Regions from separate parts of the Homo sapiens genome. Here regions 2 and 3 are each linked to region 1. The links are chromatin contacts, found by Hi-C or POLR2A ChIA-PET in ENCODE. All regions are on one chromosome and are shown on one strand. The core of a region is the stretch at or near the end of the contact, and the rest is flanking DNA. Distances in the headings are between cores, read along the strand shown.

The links. A loop is a pair of places that touch in the nucleus more often than their neighbours do. ChIA-PET counts read pairs that join two places held with the same protein, here RNA polymerase II (POLR2A). Pooled maps may share reads with other maps.
Region 2: a loop to region 1 is called in a map of CD4-positive, alpha-beta T cell, with 2.9 times the contacts of the local background. The contact joins the promoter of SMURF2 here to the promoter of ERN1 in region 1. A Hi-C loop is called at or near these places in 3 of 168 maps with a recorded cell type or tissue (CD4-positive, alpha-beta T cell, CD8-positive, alpha-beta T cell and naive thymus-derived CD4-positive, alpha-beta T cell) and 10 of 50 pooled maps. POLR2A ChIA-PET finds 5 or more read pairs at or near these places in 1 of 52 experiments (activated CD4-positive, alpha-beta memory T cell).
Region 3: a pooled map shows a loop between it and region 1 (6-fold over the local background). The contact joins the promoter of LRRC37A3 here to the promoter of ERN1 in region 1. A Hi-C loop is called at or near these places in 5 of 50 pooled maps. POLR2A ChIA-PET finds 5 or more read pairs at or near these places in 2 of 52 experiments (H1 and activated T-cell).

The regions. Positions count from the first base shown.
Region 1 is chr17:64,128,678-64,132,306 of GRCh38, forward strand. ERN1 (endoplasmic reticulum to nucleus signaling 1) reads right to left here and starts at 1,467. Exons shown (of 22, transcript NM_001433.5): 1 at 1,299-1,467. The coding sequence starts at 1,352. RefSeq lists silencers at 978-1,427, 1,518-1,647 and enhancers at 2,068-2,267, 2,318-2,367, 3,272-3,331.
Region 2 is chr17:64,660,913-64,665,049 of GRCh38, forward strand. SMURF2 (SMAD specific E3 ubiquitin protein ligase 2) reads right to left here and starts at 1,395. Exons shown (of 19, transcript NM_022739.4): 1 at 917-1,395. The coding sequence starts at 968. RefSeq lists silencers at 889-1,088, 1,139-1,538 and an enhancer at 1,689-2,247.
Region 3 is chr17:64,917,242-64,921,296 of GRCh38, forward strand. It overlaps LRRC37A3 (leucine rich repeat containing 37 member A3), which reads right to left and starts at 2,237. Exons shown (of 15, transcript NM_199340.5): 1 at 2,190-2,237; 2 at 1,509-1,629. RefSeq lists silencers at 1,587-1,966, 2,037-2,126, 2,227-2,446 and enhancers at 2,062-2,562, 2,638-3,139, 3,140-3,639.

The DNA of each region.
Region 1 (3,629 bases), core at 217-2,716:
CTCAAGTTCAAAACCTGACCTTAGTTGTAAAAGTGGGGTTTTTATTTGAAAGAAAAACTTAACTTCCACAAGTTCTATTATAAAGAGTCTACAAATTTTCCTTTATTTAAAAAAAAAAACCCTGAATTTGAAAAAGGCAACCTTATTTATTTACTTCTCCTGTTTCCAAATTCTTGTTACTCCAAGAGTACAGACAGTTATTTACCTAAAATGCAAAACCTCCAAAGAGTTCACACGGTGGCTGGCACTCAGGCACACACATGTCAGTGCTCTACTGGGACACCTGGTACATGATATCCCTATTAAAGAGTACACAGTACCTTTAAAGAGGTCATTAAACAGAACACGGACAAATTTGCCACGCTCACATCCTGAACAATACATTTTGTGAAAAACATTCGCTAATTTAGGTTCTTCCAACCAGAAGAAAAAAAAAAGCCAAGTCTCCCACAAAGTGCCCCCAAATCCACAGCTGAGTGAAGGTCATAAAGAGTTAAATGAATGTAAACCAGGCCCTATCATTCGTCTCCTCCAGAAAAAGATGAAAAGACATTTCTGATGGCCCCAGGTGCTCTCCCACGAGGAGACAGTCTTTCATTTGAGGTTCTGAAGCGGCCTCACCTCGAACCCATGCGGGATCTTCCAAGAGTGCAATTCCCACAGCTCCACTTGCTCAAGGAAGTCTCGGTGCACAGAAGGAAGCCTGCAGCCTCCCAGTACCAAGAAACCGGCAGGGCAAGTGGCAGAAGCCAGCTCTCGGGTGAGAGTCCTTACTCCCTGTTGCATTCGTTCCCCAAAGTTTTCGAATTTTTAAAAAGTTCAAACAAGGATTCGAAGCGCAGGACAGACCCTTCCCCTGGATCCCAACGCCCTTTCGGCTCCTCCGCGGCCCCCGCCAGGCAGCGCCGGCGCCCGCCCGCGAGGAGGAGGGTCCCGCAGGTGGGCGGCCTCCTCAGGCCGGGGCCTTCTGGGACCCCCAAGTGCCGTGCAGGACGCCACGAAGTTGCGCCCGAGCCCGCGGGGTCCGGGGAGCCGCTGCCCGTGACAGCCGCGCTGGCTTGGGAGGCTCTTCGGGCGGCCGACGCCTCGGTGGGGCCGCGACTCCCGTCAGGGAAGCTCTCCCGGCCCGGTGCCGCCTCCTACGCCCGGCCCGAGCCTCCCACGGCTGGGCTCACGGGGCATCTGGCCGCCGCCGTCGCGCTCCCAGCTCGGACTCCAGCCCCGGCGCCGCGACGCTGCCCCGGCCCCGACCCGGCCGTCGCGAGCTGTCCTCCACCCCACGCTCCCCGGTCACTCACCCCGAGGCCGGGCAGCAGCAGCGTCAGCAGCAGCAGCAGCCGCCGGGCCGGCATGGCGAGGACTCGGCCCTGGCTCCGGGGGCGGTACGGACAGAGGACGGGGCGGGGGCGCCGCGACGACAGCGAGGCGGTGACCGAGCCTCAGCGGACGCAGAACTGACTAGGCAGCGGCGGCACCCCCATTCCCGGCCCTATAAGCGCTGGGTGCCGCGGCTTCTTCCGGTCGGGGCGGAGTTGCGGGCGGGGACGGGGCGGGGCCAATCTAGGGGCGTGTTCGGGGCGGAGATGGGGGCGGGCCGAGGGCGTGCCCCGGGCGGGGATGTGGGAGGGGCTGGCTCGGGGCGGGGCCGAAGGCGGTGCTGGCATCTGGCTGGCTTCGCTCATGAGGCGTCGGCGGCTGTAAAGGACCAGGCCTCGGCATCCAGCGTCTGGGGGCGCTGGGGGATCGAGGCGCGAAGCTTGTCTGTGGCTGGGAAAGACCGGCAATGCCCCACCAGGCCGTCCCATTAACCCTGCCGAGGGACCTGCCGCGTCAGACTTCATCGGGGAAAAGGGCGGGACACGGGCGGTCCCGGGTGCCTAGAAGCCTCCTTTTCGTCTTTCCGCCGTGGTGGAATCATCCGCAAGGTTTACCGAGGCGACCTCCGGAGCGAAGGTTTCAGCAGCTACCGGAGGCTTCCAGCAAACACGGCGCAGCTGCCCCGCGCGGCAGTCGCAGTGTTCACAGCCCTAGGGTTCTCCAGCTGTGCCTCGTCTTCTCTGGGGCCCCTTTCTTCCTTTTCCTTGCCCTCAGGAATTCCCCTCAAGTCATATCCACCAGCCATCACTTCCGCTTGGAATGAACCACGGCCAAGTCACTCACCAAAAATTATAAGGAGGAAACCATTTCGGCCACTTGTGTCACGTGCGTTGATGTGACACGTGTGGATGTGAAGTTTGAGATGGTCTGCGTCACAACTCGTTGGAGGGAGTGGGTGGGTTGAGGCCTCCTGCAAGGTCTATGTGAGGGTGTGGAGTACTAATTAGAGTTAAAGAGCTCGGCAGCTGTTTGGTCACTGGCACTGGCCTCCACTGAGAGGGACATGGGTAGGGAGGACACGTCTTTTGCAAGGAAAGACAGTAAACTGAGATTTGGAGCCCAGGGAAAGGTATCTAACTTATCCTAGGAGAAAAAGAAAACGGCTATGAAATTCTCTAATTTTTCCTGACTTGCTTATATGAGAGCCTAAGATTTTTCAGGTTTGAAGGAAAAGAATAAGCACTCCTAGACAAAACAACAAAGTAGTAGTGGGGGACTGGCCAAATGTCCAGTCTGTGTGCATTGTGGTCAATCTTATCCAACTAAAACAGACCAAAATGACAGTAAGCCCAAATCCTGCAAATAGAGCTCCCCATTCCTAACCCCCTAGGCCTGGATTACAGTGAAGGGACTAAGTCCTACCGCATGCTGGAGACTCCAACACATCTCTGTAAGAGTGGGAAGAATCTTGGCAACTGTGAAAACAGTAGAGACATTTTGAAAAGTGTTACCTGAATGTCTAAATGCAAACAGAGGTTTGGGATTGGCAGAGAGATGTACTGAGAGGCCCAGCACTCCTGAGCAGTATAGCCGGGCTTCCAGGGAGGCCTACAGCCCTGAAACTGGGAGGAGCTCTTTATTTCTTGACCTTTTATCTTTTCTTTTTAGAGATGAGGTCTCACGGTGTTGCCCAGGCTGCTCTCAAACTCCTGGGCTCAAGAGATCCTCCCCAGTAGCTGGGACTTCAGGTGTGCCCCACGACACCTGGCTTGGGAGGACCTCTTTAGTGATTACCTGTCCAGTTTGCCAGCTGACAACAGCATCTGTTAGACCCTGTATACTTGACTTAAAAGAGAAGCTTGACTGAAAAATGTCACTTTCACATCCCCCCCTCTGGTGCTTTTTCTCAAACAGAGTAAGTCTAGGAGGGGAAAATTTGCTGTACTGGAACTCTGGCAGCCCTTTTACAATTCAAAATGTCACTGTGACCCTGTAACATCAGCAGATGAAACACAAAGGGGAATGCTGACCTCAATTTCACTCATAAATCAGTTTTAAAGATCGTAGAAAGAAAAAAAATCTGTTCCAAGAAGCCTGGACAGTTAGGTATTATTTATCTTACACTCAGTTGGACCAAATCCCCAGGGCTTAATTGCACTGTTACATGTTCTCTGAATTTCTTTCTTTTTTTTTTTTTTTTGAGACAGAGTTTCACTCTTTTGCCCAGGCTAGAGTGCAGTGGCACGATCGTGGCTCACTGCAACCTCTGCCTTTTCGGTTTCAAGCGATTCTCCTGCCTGAGACTCCCGAGT
Region 2 (4,137 bases), core at 145-2,644, 530 kb after region 1:
AAAGATTTCATGCACCTGGAATCATAAACACTTTGTAAGTGTAGTCTTCTATCTGGCAACCCCTCCGGACATTCTTTTCCATTTCGAAAAAGGAATGGGGAGGGTGGGGAGAGTAACAGAAAGTTTGCTCGAAAGTTTGTATGAGCACATACTTAGCAATGCACCCCCCCCAAAAAAGTGTGTTTTTAAAGCAGGTCTGGCGTTAGAAGTTAGACACAAGTTCTGCGGCCTAAAAGGAACAACCCCAAACATGCCACCCTACAATCAGACACTTCCAAAACACAGTGTACAATGAGCCCAAGCCGTCGGATCAGACAGGCACACCGGAAAAGTCAACCTGTCTCCTCACCTCAGAGACATGAGTTTAAGGTGTGTGGCCCGGGCAGCGGTGGCCGGCGGCGGGGAGTAAAGGTTTTTCATGCGGGCATAACTGGGTGTGTGCAAGGTAACAACCCGGGAACACACACGCACACCCTCCCGTTAAGCGCTCCATCTTTAAGGAGTGTTTACTGCGCGCAGTCAGCAACCGGATTCAATAATCCTCGCCACGGGAGCTCTTCATCCCCTTCACGATCTCACCTGGGCGGTAGCCCAGGGGCTGTTCCCCGAGCCCCGGGAGGCAGCGTCTGGCTCCTTGACCAAGACTTTCCGACCTGAAATCCGCCTGCGATGCGAACCGGTGTATTCTCCCCTCCACAAAACACCACCCCCCGCCCCGAGTCATCCTCGGCTTTTTAAACAATGTCCAAACCAGAGCAAGTGGTTTTCCAATTACTCTCCCTGAACTAGGCCTTCCCATTCCTCCGACCCCCAACTCATCATTGATCGCGACCCTGGCCCTTCCCAAGGCCACAGGCACCCCCCGCCAGCTCGCCCACCCCGCGGCTGCCCAGCCCGGCCCGCCGCCCCCCCTCACCTGTCAGGCGCAGCTTGACGGGCCCGTTCCTCCGGCCTCCGGGGTTAGACATGTCCCCGGCGGCGGGGGCGGCGGGGGCGGCGGGCGGCACGGGGGCGACGGCGAGGCGCGGCGGAGTCACCACAGCGGCCGGGGCTGGGGCCCGAGCAGCCGGCGCCTCGGCCGCCACGGCCGGAGGGTCCCGGATGTGCCGAGAGTCGTCGCCATGAGCCGCGGAGGGAGCGGGACGCCGAGCTCCCCCCTCCTCCCACTTCTCCTTCCTCGGCCCGGGCCGCACAACAAAGCGGCAGCCGCGGCCGCCCGCGCCGCCTCCGCCCGCGCCCCCGCCGCCTCCTCGCGGCCGCCGAGGCCTTTCCCTCCTCTCGTCTCGGCGAGGCCCAGTAGCCGACGGGGCTGGTCGGCTGAAGCGGGCGGTGCTCGGGGGCGCCGGAGCAGAACTCTGGGCTCGGCCGCTTCCTCCTCCACCCGCCCTCTTGTCTGAGGGACCCGGGACCTGGGGCCGCCGCCGCCACTCGTCGGCTCCGGGGGGCGGGGAGGAGACGGGAGGCGGGGCCGGCGGGGCGGGGCGGGGCCGGGGCGGGGCCGGCGGGCGCGCGCAGGGTGCCCTGGCGGGCACCGGCAGTCAGGGAGGGTGTGAGCTGCCGCCGAGGGTCCCACGCGGAACGCTGGGAGGGAGCAGGCAGGGAGCAAAGCGGCGGCGGGCGCGGCAGCTCTGTGGCACCTGGAGGGGTTTACTGTCCGGGCCACTTAAGGGAGAACTTTTGTCCAAGCAGGGCCAACTGCATTTTATTAGACGCCCACTGCGTGCAGGGCGCTCCGAGAGGCTGGGGCGAGGAAGGTTAGAACCGAGTCCGCTGCCTGCCGGGAACTTGGCGTCTTTCGGGCGAGGGAAGAGAAAGCATTCCCACGCCGATGGTTCCAGCAAAACCCCAGGAATGCTCTGCTCCTGGTCTTGTAGTTGACACCTCCATCCGGGACTCACCTGGTGGAGGAGATCAGGTTACCTGCCGACTCCCGCTCTTTTCAGGTGCAGCCAAGGATGGGGAGATGATACGTCTTAAAGGATTAACAAGATAAACCTTGGAGAGTAATGTATGAAGAGTTGTTCATACGCTACTGTATTTCGTTATCTCAGGAGGAGAAAGAGAAAAGTTTTTAAAAAATGTGTACCTTATCCTTTGACATTGTAACTGTACTGCTAGAAATTTATTTTTTATTTTTTTGTTTTTAGACAGGGTCTCCCTCTGTCGCCCAGGCTGGAGTGCAGTGGTGCGAACACGGCTCACTGCAGTCTCAACTTCCGGGGCTCAGGTGATCCTCCCACCTGAGCCTCTGGAGTAGCTGAGACCACAGTGTGCACCACTACGCCCCACTAATTTTTGTATTTTTAGTAGAGACATGTTTAGTAGAGACGTTTAGGTTTTCCCATGTTGCCCAGGCTGGTCACGAACTCCTGACCTCAAGCGATCAGCCCGCCTCGGCCTCCCAAAGTGCTGGGATTACAGACCTGAGCCACCGCACCGGCCCTATTCTTGACAAATAATCGTACAGAAGATGTTCTTTGCTATATTCCATTAATAACAAAAGGGGAATGAGGGAATAGCATAATAGTCCAGGAACCGCATGGTTTTTTATGCAGCCATGTAACTATTTTTATGAAGATCATATAATATGGAAGAATGTATATGTAATGCAAAGTTTAAAAACAGAATAGAAGTTGTATGCATATACATGCGAAAGTATCTAGCACAATGTAAACTACTAAGGACAATAGCGTGGGGGATTTTTTATGTGATTCGTTAGTTTTGCTTTAGGCTATTATAACATTAATGCAATTTTAAATGTTTTGGATTAATATATTTTAATCCTTATTCCATGCCAGTCATTTCTTTTAATACATCAGTGAACTCACTTCTCCAGATAGTTACCTGCGAGAACATTTCATCAGTTTGGATACAGCCCTACAATTAAAAGTAATCCAAAAAAGTATATGAAGTTCTAGACATCACACTAAAAATACCACAGATAGGCCGGGCACAGTGGCTCACGCCTGTAATTCCAACACTTTGGGAGGCCGAGGTGGGCGGATCATTTGAGGTCAGGAGTTTGAGACCAGCCTGGCCAACATGGTGAAACCCCGTCTGTACTAAAAAAAAATACAAAAAAATTAGCCGGGCCTGGTGGCGCATGCCTGTGGTCCCAGCAATTAGGGAGGCTGAGGCAAGAGAATCGCTTGAACACGGGAGGTTGCAGTGAGCCGAGATCACGCCACTGCACTTCAGCCTGGGTGACAGAGCGAGACTCCATATCAAAAATAAATACATAAATAAATAAAAATTAAAATACCAGAGATAGTGCCAGCAATTCATTCAACAAATATTAAGTGGCCATTTTGTGCAAAGCAATGAACAAGGTCCTTTAGAAATGCTTCCTTGTACTACAAATATATAGAAATCAATGTGAACAATAGCTGCTACCACAATTTAAGAGGGCAGACAGTGGCAAAAAACTTAGCAAACTAATGTACACATACACATTTGCCTTATTTTTACAGCACGCTTTGTTCCCAACCACCCAACTAACATAATTTGTAGCCTTGTATTAGGTAATAGAAGTTAGGATTTCAGAACGTCATGGGAGACCTGGGGGAGACTGCTTGTTTTGAAGTTGAAAGCAGTAAATTAAAAAATGTAAGTGACAGCATAGAAAAATGTATATAGGGTTAACGTGCAGAGGTTTGTATTTAGGCTTTCTTGTAAGGTTAAATCCTGTTGTTTAAAACAAATATTCAGATAAGAATAACACTAAAACCATTCAAGGGCTGGGCATGGTGACTCATGCCTGTAATCCTAGCACTTTGGGAGGCCGAGGCAGAGGAGTCACTTGAGCCCAGGAGTTTGAAACCAGCCTGGGCAACATGGCAAAACCCCGTATCTACAAAACATTAGCCAGGAGTGGTGGCCTGCACCTATAGGCCCAGCTACTCAGGAGGCTGAGATAGGATCACCTGAGCCTGTGGAGGTCAAGGTTGCAGTGAGCCGTGATCACACCACTGCATTCCAGTGCCACTGCATTCCATCCTGGGCAGCATACTGAGACTATCACAAAAATAAAAAGAAAATCAATGTACTGGTAATGATTTTTTTAAGCAGGTACATGGATGTTCATTTTATTGTTTTCCTTGCCATCTTAAATATTGACATTGACTGTAAACATTTATT
Region 3 (4,055 bases), core at 987-3,486, 790 kb after region 1:
TCTCAAAAAAAAAAAAAAAAAAAAAAAAACCTGAAAATATCAAGTGCTAGGGAGGATACAGAGCAACCGGAACTCTTCATACATTTGCAGGTAAGAATGCAAAATGGTACAGCTACTTTGGAAAACAGTTTTGGCAGTTTCTTATAAACATACAACCCAGAAATCATACTCCTAGGTATTTACTCAAGAGAAACAAGAATTGTGTTCAGACAAAAAACATTATGGAAATGTTTACGGCAGCTTTATTCATAGGTGCCACAAACTAGAAATAATTGAAATATTCAACTATTGAACAGATAAATGCACTGTGATACACTCATATAAAGGACTGCTACTCAGCAATAAAGAAACTACTGATACAACAACACAGATGAATCTTAAATACATTATGCACTGTACACGTATAAACTAAAAAATTAAAATACCTATTTAAAAGTCAAACAGGCCGGGCGCGATGGCTCACACCTGTAATCCCGGCACTATGGGAGGCCGAGGCCGGCGGATTACCTGAGGTCAGGAGTTCAAGACCAGCCTGGCCAACATGGTGAAACCCTGTCTCTACTGAAAATACCAAAAATTCGCCAGGCGTAGTGGCGGGCGCCTGTAATCCCAGCCACTCAGGAGGCTGAGACAGGAGAATCGCTTGAACCTGGGAAGCGGAGGTTGTGGTGAGCTGAGATCGCGCCACTGCACTCCACCCTGGGCAACAAGAGCGAAACTCTGTCTCAAAACTAAATAAATAAAGTCAAACAGTACATGAAAAAATAATATGATCAAGAGAGGTTCACTGCAAGAATGTAAGGGTGAATCAATATAAGATCTACTAATATAATTCTATGAATATACACTACTGTAATTAATATGTAGCATGCAGGAGGAAAACTATATGATCATCTTAAAAGATGCTAAGATGTCATTTAACAAAATATAATAGCCATATCTGATTTAAAAAAAAAAAACTTAAACAGAAAAAAAATTGAAATAGGTGAATATACTCAACACATTAAAGGTCTCAAACCAACAGTTAACCATTAAATATCTGCAACAGTTCCATTAAATTGGGATAGCATACTAAGATGCCTATCATTATAACTAACATTTGACATTGTTTTGGAGGAGGTGGTAGGGAATGCAATTTTTTTCTTTTTTCTTTATTACCCAGGTTCCCATCAATGGTAAAGGCAATGTAATTTGAAGAGAAAAAGGAGACATAAATATAAGAAAATCAGATGTGTACATGATTCATGTTTGCAGATGACAAAACTTTATTCCTAGAATAAAGTTATTCCAATCAAAGCAAAAGCTACAAGAAACAATTAGAAAAAAGAATAGGTGGCTGAATTCAAAATTAATTTTTTAAATTAATGAGTTTTCAACTAGAAGCCCCCTAGCAGAGCAGGTATTTTCATAGACAAATTAAAGATTAAATAAGATATCATGGCATAAGTGAAAATATTTAACAAATAAATTATACTTCATCCAATTTTGTAAAAAATACATACATATACCTGTGCCAGGTGCAGTGGCTCACGCCTATAATCCCAACACTTTGGGAAGCTGAGGCGGGCGGATCGCCTGAGCTCAGGAGTTCGACACCAGCCTGGGCAACACGGTGAAACTCCATCTCTACTAAAAAATACAAAAAATTAGCTGGGTGTGGCAGCGAGCACCTGTAGTGACTACACCACTTTGTTGACGGCCGTCCGGACCTGCAGCTGTCCGGGCCAGGTGGCTGCCCCCGCCTCCCCCCGGCCGGGGCGCTGGTGCTGGGGTGGGGCTGGCGGCGGCGGCGGCTTTCTCCGGCTACTGCTGCCCCCCCTGGGCGAGCTCAGCCGCGTCTTGGGCGCCACCTCAGCCTGGGCGGCGGCCCACCTGCCCCGGCTGCTGCCGCGGTGCCGCGAGCGGAACCCCGGATGGGTCCGGACGTGGGCGGCGGCGGCGGCGGCGGGGCCGGGGCGCAGCGCTCCGCAGAGGGAGCCGCGGGCTGCTTGGTCGGCCTGCCCCGCCGGCCCCTCATGTTGGAACCGAGGCGGAGGGAGAAGGGAAAGCGGCCGGGAAGGGGCGGGCGCAATGGGCGCAGTGGGGGCGGCCGGGGCCGGGTGGGGAGGCCAGAGGGGCAGGGCAGGAGGGGCCCGGCCTGCGGAAGCGGTTGGAGGGAGAAGGCTCAATCCGAATGGCTGGGGCCTCACTGCGGATCGCCTTCAGCCGCCATCTTGTTTCTTCCGTTACCGGAGCGCGGTCACGTGAGCTGAGCAGCCTACGAGCCTGGGACGGGGCGAGGTGGCGCGGCGGCCGCTAGGGGGAGCGCGGGAGCATTGAGTCGGGGGCGGAGAGCCTGGGGCGCCGGGGCTGGGCGCAGCGCGGCGCGGCTGGACTCCGGGCGCGGTGGCGCCGTTGAGAGAGACGCGCAGCTCGCGAAATGCCCCGCGGCTAAGGCCTTCGGAGACCATAGTCTCCGCGGACCCCTGGCTGGAGCCCAAAGCCGGCCGGACCTCCTCCCTGCGTCTCCCCTTCCGCGGCTCGGAGAGGAAGGCAGGAGAGCCCCCAAATATTCCCCTCCCGCCCCCTAGGGAAACTGAAGCTGAAAGAGCCAGCGAAAGAAAAAAAAAGTCTCGGAGTGGGGCGGCCCGAGCGACCTAAGGGACGGGGCAGCGCCAGCGACCGAGGGAAATTAGTCGGGGTGGGGGAACAGGGAGACAAGCCCCCAGAATTTAGGAAACTCCTAAATTCTACTAAAAATACAAAAATTACCTGGGCATGGTGGCGGGTGCCTGTAATCCTAGCTACTGAGGAGGCTGAGGCAGAAGAATCGCTTGAACCCCTGAGGTGGAGGTTGCAGTGAGCCAAGATTGCGCCATTGTACTCCAGCCTGGGCTGCAAGAGTGAGACTCCTTCTCAAAAAATAAAATAAAATAAATCAAGAAAAGTCTGGAAACCATGCCAACTGGTGAAATGAATAAAGAAATAAATGTTGTCTGGACTGAGTGGCTCACACCTCTAATCCCAGTACTTTGGAGGCCGAGGCGGGCAGATCACTTGAGGCCAGGAGTTCAAACCAGTCTGGGCAACATGGTGAAACCCTGTCTTTTCTACAATTGCAAACAAATTAGCCGGACGTGGTGGTGCATGCCTGTAATCCCAGCTACTCGGGATGCTGAGGCCCGAGAATCGCTTGAACCTGGGAGGCAGAGGTTGCAATGAACTAAGATAACGCCACTGCACTCCAGCCTGGGTGACAGAATGAGACTAGGTCTCAAAAAAAAAATTATAATTCAGTAACATAGTCAGTTACAAGATAAACATTGAGCCTGCCTCCTAGGTTCAAGCGATTCTCATGACTCAGCCTCCCGAGTTGCTGAGATTACAGGCGTGTGCCACCATGCCTGGATAATTTTTTGTACTTTTAGTGCAGACGGTGTTTCACCATGTTGGTCAGGCTGGCCTCCAACTCCTGACCTCAAGTAATCCACCCACCTCAGTCTTCCAAAGTGCTGGGATTACAAGCGTGAGCCACTGTGCCCGGCCTCAATTTGGGTTTTTATGGAAGCTTCATTACAGAGTCATTAATGATTACACCGTTGGCCGTTGGTGGTCAGCTTAACCTTCAGCCTCTCTCTCTTTCTCAGAGGTTGAGAGTGGCACTGAAAGCCCTGACCACCAGCCCCAATCCTGAGGCTGTCTAGGAAAGCCTAATCAGTCAATCATTAGCATAAAAAAAAGACTTATTTTGCAGATTCTGAGGGTTTTAGGAATTGTATGCCAGGAACCAGGAAGATCAAATACGTGTTTCACAGTCTCACAGGACCACATAGAGGAGATTGGTCATCAGTGTTTCTCAACAGAAGCGCTTTGGCCTTTTGGACAAGCCAGTTTACACACTGTAGGAAGAAGTTTAGCATCTCTGGGCCCGGATACCAAAGGCTAGTACCAGCCTCATCATTTTTACAACCAAAAAGGTAACCTTGCCCGCTCCCCATACATTCCCACTAGGAGGTGTCAGAACCACTTCCGGCTGAGAACCACTGGAATACATTTTGGAATATCCAAAAAATGTA